Regions from separate parts of the Homo sapiens genome. Here regions 2 and 3 are each linked to region 1. Evidence: chromatin contacts called from ENCODE Hi-C or POLR2A ChIA-PET data. All regions are on one chromosome and are shown on one strand. The core of a region is the stretch at or near the end of the contact, and the rest is flanking DNA. Distances in the headings are between cores, read along the strand shown. Region 1 overlaps LINC03122 (long intergenic non-protein coding RNA 3122). Region 2 overlaps SMIM15-AS1 (SMIM15 antisense RNA 1). Region 3 has its middle 180 kb from the start of LINC03123.

The links. Hi-C counts contacts between places; a loop is a spot of excess contacts on that map. ChIA-PET counts read pairs that join two places held with the same protein, here RNA polymerase II (POLR2A). Pooled maps may share reads with other maps.
Region 2: a pooled map shows a loop between it and region 1 (2.9-fold over the local background). The contact joins two enhancer-like sites. A Hi-C loop is called at or near these places in 1 of 168 maps with a recorded cell type or tissue (mesothelial cell of epicardium) and 2 of 50 pooled maps. POLR2A ChIA-PET finds 5 or more read pairs at or near these places in 1 of 52 experiments (PC-9).
Region 3: a map of body of pancreas shows a loop between it and region 1 (2.6-fold over the local background). The contact joins two enhancer-like sites. A Hi-C loop is called at or near these places in 10 of 168 maps with a recorded cell type or tissue (Caco-2, Calu3, GM12878 and 7 more), 17 of 37 single-sample maps with no recorded cell type and 19 of 50 pooled maps. POLR2A ChIA-PET finds 5 or more read pairs at or near these places in 1 of 52 experiments (activated naive CD4-positive, alpha-beta T cell).

The regions. Positions count from the first base shown.
Region 1 is chr5:61,657,639-61,661,195 of GRCh38, forward strand. All of the region lies in intron 1 of LINC03122 (long intergenic non-protein coding RNA 3122), which reads left to right. Among named protein-coding and RNA genes, the nearest start is that of LINC03122, 22 kb to the left of the region's middle. Within about 2 kb of position 1,721, at least 5 of the 41 ENCODE cell types and tissues checked have a DNase peak (open chromatin) inside an H3K27ac peak, as active enhancers do; they include body of pancreas, where a contact is called at or near this core.
Region 2 is chr5:61,226,885-61,230,441 of GRCh38, forward strand. The region is part of intron 3 of SMIM15-AS1 (SMIM15 antisense RNA 1); the gene reads left to right. Among named protein-coding and RNA genes, the nearest start is that of LINC02057, 36 kb to the right of the region's middle. RefSeq lists a silencer at 824-1,024. Within about 2 kb of position 1,532, at least 2 of the 41 ENCODE cell types and tissues checked have a DNase peak (open chromatin) inside an H3K27ac peak, as active enhancers do.
Region 3 is chr5:61,918,484-61,922,040 of GRCh38, forward strand. No RefSeq gene overlaps it. Among named protein-coding and RNA genes, the nearest start is that of LINC03123, 180 kb to the left of the region's middle. Within about 2 kb of position 1,653, at least 2 of the 41 ENCODE cell types and tissues checked have a DNase peak (open chromatin) inside an H3K27ac peak, as active enhancers do; they include body of pancreas, where a contact is called at or near this core.

The DNA.
Region 1 (3,557 bases), core at 471-2,970:
TCTTAGAAAATGGTGGCACACATCTTAATTAAAAGAGCAGAAAAAGAATCTAAAGCTCTTCTTTATGTCTTTAAAACACTTCTCCTTTTTTATTAAAAGAAGAAAAAAACAGAACTCCCAGTAGAAATTGTGGAAACTCTACATTTCAATCAAGACAGTCAAAAGAATGATTTGAATTTACAGGCCTGTAATTGGAACAAATTGGAAACAAAAGAAGAGCTCGTTTAAGCCACGTGATGTGGCCACAGTGCTGCCGTGTACAGTATGTTAGAAAAAAAAATCATGTTTCTTTAAAGCAAAGCTAACTCCACTGCAGGCTCTGAGCAATTTGCATAAATGTCTCTACCATGATTTTTTTTTTATTTATGGGCCCTAAGTTTCTAATTAAATACTAATTAATACTATCACCAGAATTGTCTCCCATCCCCAGCTCTTCATAGCTTTGTCACTTTGATTAATGCACAGTCATTTATTAACTTATTTAACAAGCCGGGGTGCCTCATGACAAACTAGATTAAATTATCCTCATAACAGTCTCATTACTGGAAAAAGGGAGTTTTAAACTTAATAAAAATTATCCTCAATAATGTTAAAGCTTTTTCACCATACCCTTAAAAGACAGAAATAGGTTTCTTGTTTGATTTATAATATAAGGAGTTGTATAAAGCATCCATTAATAAAATTTATAAGTTCATTTAAGCTTGCACATTACAGTAGTGCTGTAGCCTTGGGTGCTTATTATTTAACTTTTGCTGTAGTTATGAAGATAATTAATGTGCTGACCAGACAGGGACTAAAATACCCACCAGAACAAGATAATTAGAGACATAAATAATGTTTAGGTTCTTGTGTGCTGCTCTTAAAATTAATTGTTTTGTTTTCCATCCAAACTTGATAAAGAAGAAAATAAGAGTTTACCAAGGAACTGTACGATGAAGGTGAGATGTTTGTTTCGGTGGACTGGCAAATGCTAGCAAGTCTGGCAGTTTTTGGGCTGGAGGAGGGAGCAGATGTGTCAGGGGATTTGGCTCCTTCTGGGAAACTGTTCGACCCTCATTGCTCTCTGTCGCCCTCTGGTGGCCAGGTCCTGGTGACACGCACACCTTGCAGCCAGGCCTGTTTGTCAGTGGTAGGCGGAGGGGTGAGGCAGAAGTGGGAGCTGGAGGAAGTCTCTTCATTTAAGTGCTGGGATAAACTTCTCATCTCAGTCAGATTCCAGGAGAAGGGGGGCCCCAGAGGGAGCTCAGCATATCTATGGCAGCAAATCTTCCTTGCTGACAAAGCAGAATCCAGGAAGCTGTGGCTCACTCAGGCCCTGCCGGTCTCAAAATAAATAGGCACAAACGCTTTAAAACATGCGTGGAGCGCTGACCCTCCATGGGGCTGTGTGCTAAAATAAGTGTTCAGCATGTTCGGAGGGCAGATTCTCTTTTTATTTTCAGTTTCTTGCTAAAATAGCACCCTTGTTAAGGGTCTAGGTGACCCGGTAGGAAGAGCAGGGAAAGGTATCTGCTGACGGAGGGTCTACTGTCTAAATTTCCTTCTGGCCTGGGCCGTCCTGAGTCTTTGGGTGGGGTTGTGGGAAAGGCGCAGTAGCTCCCTGGTCAAACAGGGAGCTGCCACCCTGTGTAGACAACACTTCACCACTGACAAGGCACCTTGGCATGTATCGTGCTGTCTTCACCCCTCCAGAGCCCTGTGAGACCAGAGGGAGGGACTGTTACTATGGTTGCTGAGGGGTCACGTGCTGATTTCAATCCACAAACCGGCCGGCTGGTGACTTCCTTGCCGGGAAGAGCACCTGGCTCCTTTTCTTTCGGTATCTGAAGTCCTTTCTGCTTTTCCGCACCTCACCCCCAGTTCTTCTCTCTCACACCCTCCTTCTCCCGCTCACCTTTTCTTTTTATCCTTGATTCAGAGCAGAGATAACAATAACTCTACTTGTTCTCATACTAAAATAGCTCACTTGTCAAAGCTGCAGGGAGACTGGTGCCGCGGAAATTCTGTGAGCAGAAGAATGGCTGGGAGAATTTTCTCCGAGTTTAGATTAGAGCGCTTCATGGTCAGAGTCCTCTCCCATTCACTCCCATCCCTGGGAGGTAAAAAGACAGCAAACGTCTTCATGATTTATAACTCTTGTTTAGCATTGATTCAGAGCTCCATCTTTGCAAGTCTATTAGTAGAGACCTATTAGTGGAGGTTGGCTTTGGCCAAAAATAGATCAACGTTAGGCCAAATCTTAGCTACCTGATTCATTCAGTTTCCTCCAGGCAACTTCATTTGAATTCAGGGTATTAGGTTCCCAGGCTTGCCCAGGATTCTGCTTGGGCAAGGAGGCCAAATTAAATGAAACAGGGCCTCTAGGAGCCAAGTGAGGGGATGTCCTAGATTAAAATAAAAGCGCAGGAAGAGAAGAGCTCTCGGTCGGTGAAGGAAGGTGAAGGCCCAGGTGATCTTATTCCTGTCTGGGTCCTTCCACTGGAGTTCCCACTGGCTTCATCATGATGGCCTCAGGAGTGGAGGGGCAGAGGGGAATGGTGGCTAGATGGATGCAGGCCACAGATTAGGGATGCATAGTTGGGAAGAACACAGGAGAAGAAGAGAGAGTTTTTCAGTGGTGCTCAAACTTTAATGGGCAAAACTTTGTTTAAATGCAGAGTCCCTTGCTCCAGTTTCAGACTTGCTAATTCTCTTAGTCTGAGATGACACCAGGAATCTGCACTGATAACAGGGCTTTAGTGACTTTGATTCAGGGGTCAGTCCATGACCAGTCATTAAGAAACACTGGACGAGGAAGGGAGAAAGAGAAGATAAAAGAACTGTAGGAAGTGAGGGAATTTTGCCTAAATCATGTTTACCTCCTGAGAAAGTGCCATAGCTGTCTTCTCTCTCTCTCTCTCTCTGTGTGTGTGTGTGTGTGTGTGTGTGTGAGAGAGAGAGAGAGAGAGAGAGAGAGAGAGAGAGAGACAGAGAGAGACAGAGAGAGACAGAGAGAAAGAGATGCCCTCCATGGCCAGAGAGGAAGGTAGGTCAAACACATATCCTTGGCTCTTCCAGCACCTCTCGTTGTGCTTACCCTGGAGGCCCTGCTCAAATCCAGTCTACATTGTGTCCACTGGAGGCTGCTCTTTAAGCTCTGTCACTCTCCTGCTCACCCCTTTGCTCTGACAGCGGCATCCTTCTGTGAGGGGACATCTGAAGGAAATGGGGGTACAGCTGTGCCCTGAGCCAGGGTTGCTGCCAGCATTGAAGAGAAGATTGAAAGAGCCCTATTTCCCACCTCCATACAACCTTCTGGAATAGTCAAGTGCCAAAATGGCCTTAATTAAACTGCCTCAGGCACATTCTGAGGGCCAGTCTATTGCTTGGGCCATTATGGGCAGACAGAGGTGCTGTGAGGGTAAGGTACCCTCACACAGCTTCAGAACTAAAGGCGCCCCAGCTGGGATGTCCTGACCTGTCAGGGCTCTCTCTATTGTTCTCTTCATGCCTTGGTAACCACGTAGGCAGAGCGATGTGGATGCCACATGTGTGCACAGATCAATGCATTCATGGTC
Region 2 (3,557 bases), core at 282-2,781, 430 kb before region 1:
TGTTAGAAGTGTGGCCTAATGGGAGGCGTGTGGGTCATGGGGGTGGATCCCTCCTGAATAGATTAATGCCCTAATAGATTTAATGCCTTGATAGAGACTGATAGACTTCTTACTCCATTACTTCCCACAGAGCTGGTTGCTAAAGAGCCTGGCACCTCCCAGCTCTCTCCTGCCTCCTCTCTCACCCTGTGGTCCCTGCACAGGCTGGCTCCTCTTGGCCTTCTGCCTTGATCGGAAGCAGCCTGAGGCCCCCACCAGATGCAGATGCCCAATCTTGAATTTCCCAGCCATCAGAATCATGAGCCAAATAGACCTTTTTTTCCTTTATAAATTACCCAGCCTCAGGTATTCCTTTATAACAACACAGTGCTTCTTTTCACTGGCCACTTCTCACCACCCCATTGCCACTACACTGGTCCAAGCCAAAATCAGTCTTCTCTGGATGAAATGGGCAAAAGCCTTGAATAAGCTTTCACAGAAGCAGAAACACAAATGACCAATGTTCACAATATGTTTAATCTCATTAATATCAGAACAATTCAAGTTCAAATTTGCAATGTAAATCGCTAGATTTAAAAAATATCATAAGTGTCATAAGACAAAGTGTGAGTGAGGATATGGAACAAATGGAAACCCTAATGCCTGCTGTTGGAAATGCCAATTGTGCCATCATGGAGAAGACAATTTGGTATTAACCCCTAAATATGAACTTCACCATGTGTACCAGGAGACCTGTTTTGGAATGTTTACAGCAGCACTGTTTATCATAATAACAAAATCAAACAACCCTTCTCAAAGAAACACAATTTTGAGAAGCTAGAAAGAACTCAGATGTCCATTGACTGAATGAGTAAATGAACTCATGAATATGAATAAATAAATTATAGTATATTCATACTATATAGTTTGGGGCAGTGAAAATGAACGAAGCACAGCTGCACACTGGCTTTCTCTTCAGTCCTGCTGGCCCGTGTTGCTCACACCATACAGTTCAACTCCACAGTGGATCCAGTAACACCGTCCATCCAGTGCCAGTGTGGGCTTTCAGTGCGGCCCCAGCTCCCTTCCTCTTAAATGCCACCTCTGACTCATCCTGCTTCTGGCTTTATCCACCAAATAGTTACTGGACCTCACCTCCAACGCAGGCGCTGTGTGTGTGTGTGTGTGTGTGTGTGTGTGTGTGTGTGTGTGAGAGAGAGAGAGAGAAAGAGAAAGAGAGGTGATTCTTGAGGAGAGAGAAGATTCCAGAACAGTGTTATGATTCTGTTAGGAAGAGGAAGGAGGGAATAGATGCTGGATATGCCTGCACGCAGCCACTGCCCACTACTGCTGGTTTGTTTCTGTGTCTTCTACCATAGTGCAAACTCCTTAAGGGGAGAAACCATGTCAGTCGTCTCTGCATTCCCCTACCACAGTGCCTGGCACATGCCAAGCATTCAAGAAATATTGAACAGAAGCATAGCATGAGAGAGACCTAACTGGTCAGACCTATGGAAATAGACCTAACTGAAACAGAAACCAGGTCAAGAGCCTCTTGCCAGAACCAACACGCTCCCTGGGAGAGCTGCTATCAAAAGATAAGGAAATGGGTGGATGACAAATTAGGAAGTAGAGGCAGTTTAAGGGCTACTCTGAGTGGCAAAACAAAAGCACGGTGGTCAGGTACAATGATCGCCCCTGGGGAAGGGAGCTAAGTTCGCAAGGCTGTGACCACCGTTGCCTTTTAATGAAATCTTCAGAAGTAACCCCATAGGAAGGTGGTATTTTCCTGATCTTAAAAGAAGCACAGCAGGAGTTTTTGTTCTCCAGCCGCGGAGTCGTGGAACATGGCTTGCCATCCAACTGGAACGGCATTTTTGGCAGCAGTGCCTTTTGGTAGCTTTTCCCAGCTTGCCCTCTGCATAAGCCAGCCACTGCCCAGGCAGGCTGTGGTGGCACCACAATGCAGATGCACCAGGCCCTCTGGGCTCACCCACTTGCCTCTGTGTTTGAAATCAGTCCAGTGTTAATGCATCATACACCCCTGGTGATGACTCATTTACAACCCCTGTGTCTGAGAAGGTGCCGGAGAACTCAGAGAAGAGAAGCTCAAAATTGTCCTGACTTACGGTCAAAACACTAAGATCTGGCCAGTGTGTGCAAGTATTTCAGGACCAGAATCGACCCTCCTCCCCCGCTTCACAGCAGGGTCATCACATGTGGTTACGCATGTGGTTGCACGGAAGCTCTGGCTGCGGTATAGGGGGCACTGAATCCAGATTGCACTCTGCTCACCAAGCTTGCAGGTGGGGTGCTTCCTCCATCTGCCTGGACGATGGGGCTCTTTTCTTCTCCTAGACACTTCTGCTTGCCAAGCCAGGGCTGCATCTGCCTAGAGGGGCCCTCTCATCTAACTGTTACAGAGGCACAGTGTTACCTTCCCATCCTATCCTTAGGACAGACCCAGAAGCCTTGGGCTGATTTGAGCTTGCTTTTTGTCCCAGCAGGAAGTATGCAAGTATGCAAGAACCAGCAGCTTTCTTACTGGCAGTGAGACCATCCGAGATGCTTGTCCTCCTTGATCCTGTTCTCTGCCAACTTCCCATTCCCCTTCCTGCAGATGGGCCGTGATCCTGGCCTATCTTCCCAGCTTTGCTCATGGTTATCTGTGTCTTCCTGGTTGCTGTCTGTCTGCAGAGCATCCTCTGACCCATTGATCACCCTGCTGGTGGGGGCCGTGGCTGCTCAGTCTGCTCTCAACCTGCCCCCTGGCTCCTCGCCAGGCTGATTCCTGGCTCATGGCTTAGCCCTCAACTTCCGTTTGTTTGTGCCTAGGCTCCTGCCTGGTTGCTGACACCAGCCCTGAATGCTGCTGGCCTGGGCTTTCGGTCTTGACTCTGGGCTTCAGAACTTATAGGCTTAGCACTGACAGCAACCTCTGATCTGGACAGGAAGGGGTTGTTTCCCACGGATGGAGTGTATCTGTCCACCCCAATTAGACATCTTGGAGCAGCCAGGCCCAGCCTGCTGAGTGTGCTACACATGCCCCTGTTTACAGATGGCCTCCTGGACCCTCTTTCTCTTCCAGCACTCACTCCCCACCCTGTTCTCCTGGTCAGCAACCAGAGTTCATTCCACTGTTATCTGTAACCCTGTGAATCTTTCTAGATTTCAGATGATCTTTCTCAGCATTGTTTAAGCAATTTGCTCACAGACTCCATCATAATATCCTTTATAGCTTTACCCAGCTCCTAAGATCCTCCCAACCTGTGCCTCCCCCAGGAGCCACCCTCTCCCCTCTCCTCTCACCCCCTCACACACAGCCTGCTTTGGGGGTGGGGTCCAGACACCATTTAGTTCTGGGCAGAAGCGGGATGAGTCAGAAGCCGAGTTTAAGGGGAAGGGAGACGGGCTGCCCTGAAAGTGCGCATTGTTGCTGGAACGAGAGTAGCTGTTCCCATTCTGGAGCTGAGCTGCGCAGTGTGTCTGGATATGAACAACATGGGCCAGCAGGGTGACATTAAGCCAGGATTGCAGAGGAATAAGAGACTAGGCATTACGGACTAAATGTGTGTGTT
Region 3 (3,557 bases), core at 403-2,902, 260 kb after region 1:
CATATTTTAAAAATAGGGAAACAGAACCAATTTTTAAACCAATATAATCACCTTGGTTTCCTATAATAGACTAGAATGGACTGGGTTTATAATAAGATATAAGTGATCACATGAATTCTTTGCAATCATGTAATAGTTCCAATGGTGGAAAAGATATTTATTTTTATGGACATCTCTTTTTCCCCTTTCAAAGATGACAGTGGTAATAATACATTCAGCACTCTGGCTGAGCAAACGGACTCAGGGCTGCCAGCTTTTCAACACTGTGTGTGTATATATGGCTTCTGTTTTCAGGGTAGCAGGTTCAGCTCCTACTTCAAGGACCTTTCCATGTTGACAGTACTTTGTTACCTGAACTACAAGGCACCTTTGCCCCGAGTGAGTAGGTCTGTTCATTTATCTATTGCTGTAATTTCCCAGCAATCAGCAAGTTCCAGCTCCTTCTCTAATGATGACTGTGTTTTTTATTTGCCAGGCAGCAGGCAGTATTTATCAATTTCCCTGGTGCTTGCTTTTAAGTGATCACTGATCTATAATTCCTCTTTAGTTTATCACTCAGGTCTACTTTATAAGATGACTATTTATGAGGCAATATGAATGTTGGCTGGCCTTGGACAGCTACAGCAACAGTTCATTTCAAGTGTCCCATTGTTATAAATACATTTTGCTCTCAACTCAACTCATCACAAAGTGGAAATAAATAGAACAATGAATTTTCTCCATAGCTTTTCAGTTCTGTGAGCTTGTCTTATCTGGGCTTTTACTTCCCTGTCAGCCTGCAAGTAAACTCTCACCTTATAAGACACCAAGAAATCATTACTGGTTCTTTCTGAGATTCCAAACATTAGAATCAAAAACATATGAAATGTCTGGCGGGTATGTATTCAAATACAAGGATTAAATTGCAGTGCTGCAAAAATAAACATTTATAAGATTTTTCAAATACTCTTTGTCTTTTTTCCCCCAAATATAATTTGCATTTGCTAAATTTCTTTTGTGTTTTTTTAAACGTCTTGACATTTGAATCTCATGAGAGTCTATTAGGTGTTCCTTAATAAATTATTCTAAATCTCATTAATTTCTTATCTTCAAGGTGCTTCTTTTAACGAAAGAGCATTGAATTGTAAATCCTTTTCAAGGTATTTCTTAGGAGATACTGCTTTGTGACCTTTATGGCCATTATTTTGGCAGAACTGTTATAAAAATAAACTTAGTTCCGAGAGTGTTTAAACAAGAAGAATGTACTTCGGCTAACTTTCCATCTAAAATCATTCAAAATATACTCCAAGGATAGAGAAGAACCATTTTGTTTAGAAAGTCAATCTTTTTAATTCTGCTTTTTTTTTTTTTTTCTGGGTAGACTAAACAAATAAGTCACCAGAGGCACTGTGCATTTTTTTCTATTCCTTTCTCTTGGGATGAAATATGAAATAATCTACAAAGTAATTTGATCCAGCAATTAAAAACAAGGACATGAATTACACTAACAACTGTCACATAGAAAGAATTAATTCCCTCATAACACTGCTTGATGTTACAGACCCAGGGTGATTACAAACAGATTATAATTGGAAAAGAGCCAAACCAATTCAGGTATCTCCAAAACACAGGCGTAAGCCTCAACTCGCAAATAGAGAACATTTTTTACTACCCACAGGAGTATCTTTTTGCAACTGGTGCTCGGATGTTTACCTAGCGATTACTCAAGGCACCCAGTGATGCAGCCGTCCAAGGTACTGTATGTGGCAATGCCACTGATCCTTGCTGGAAAGCATAACAGCTTCTGGAGGCTGTGTTTCTAGAAATGATGTCCTCTGAGTGCGGACTGCTGGCTGGTTGTGTTTAGTTGTACAGTATGTCATTCTAAATAATGGACATTAGCTGGTGGTTGTGTCATTGGACAAAGGAGGTAGAAGATACTGATGCCTGATGATTATTGGTAGAAATTTCATTTTCTTAATGGCATGCAGGTTTCATGGCCCCTTTCTGATACTTCATCATTTCTGGTTTAAGGCAAGGTAGAAAAGCTCCTTACTGAAGAGAACTGTTGTATTCTGGTACTGTGGGAAGAACTTAATTTGGGGAGTTAGAAAATCTAGGGTGCTCCCCCCACTTATAAAAGGGGTACTAAGTAATTGGGGTTTTCAAGCATAACAAAAGATAAAGAAGAAAACAAAAATCCTTCATAATTAATCTACCTAGGGCAACCACTATTAACATTTTGGCATATATTTTTTTCCCAGTCTTTTTCACATTTTTTGAGGTTGGGATCCTTCTTAAAAAATTTTGTATCTTGTTTTGCTTTATTCTGTTTGTGTAAAATTTGTCAGATGTATTTTAACATTTCATTGAAAATCCTTCTGACATATAATTTATAACAACTGCATAATGGTCTATCTTTTAGTTGCTCCAGAATTTCTTTAAACAGTCTCCTGGTGTTGTTTTCATTTCTAACCACATATTTGTATACAAATCTTTGTCTACATTTTTGCCTTTTTCTTCAGATGATTTTCTAAATGGGGAATTAGGGGTCAAAGGATATGAGCATTTTTTGCAAATTTCTTCCTTTTGAAAGACAATTTTGTTTTCTATGGCAATATAAACTCTGCAAAAACAAACAAACCCTGACATTTAAAGAAGAAAACAAAATCACCACTATTTGTCTCTGCATACACACAATTCCTTCTTTCTTTTCTTCCTTCCATCATTCCTTCCTTTCCTTCTTTCTAAAAAATCAGGGATCATATTATAAAAAATTATTTCATAATTTGCTTTTTCCACCTAGCAACATACTGAAGACACAATGGACATAATATTTTTAGGGCTCTTGATATAGGTCAAATTGATACACAGGAAGGCCACACCAATGCCGACTGTCATCAGTAGGATCTGAAGTATGCATTAACACAGGGCAACCACCATTAACATTTTGGCATGTTTTTTCTAGCCATTTTTACATTTTTTGAGGTTGGGATCACTCTACTATTGCCATCACCAAATATTGACTCTATTATAATCTTCGCTATTTAGTGGTAACTTATTATAGCTTTACTTTGTATTTATTTGTGCATTTGTGAAGTTAAATCCTTTTTTCACTTTGGACCCTTGAGTTCCCTCTTTTCTAATTGGTCTTCTCCCTTTGCCTATTTATTGCTGTCTTGTTTGCATATTGATTTGAATGAGCTCTTTATATAATAAACAGTTTATACCTTTTTCATTATTGTGACAAATGTTTTTGTTTCTTATCTCTTTTATTTTGAAATCCAATTTAAAATATTATTCAAATTTATTTTCTTTCTCTATATCATTTTTCTCTTGTTTCTAAATGTAGACAATCCTTCCTCCATACAGAGAATAGCTAAATATTTGCCTTTTGTTTTCCCTTTATGATTTTTATTTCAAAGATTTTTATTTTAATCTACCTGGAATAGATAGCAGAACATAGCAGTAGATTAAAATCTACATTGAACTCTATTTTCAAATGTTCAATATTTCCTGCTAAATTATTATACTCTTTTATCAGATATAAAGTCTTATATATACAGAGGTCTATTTCT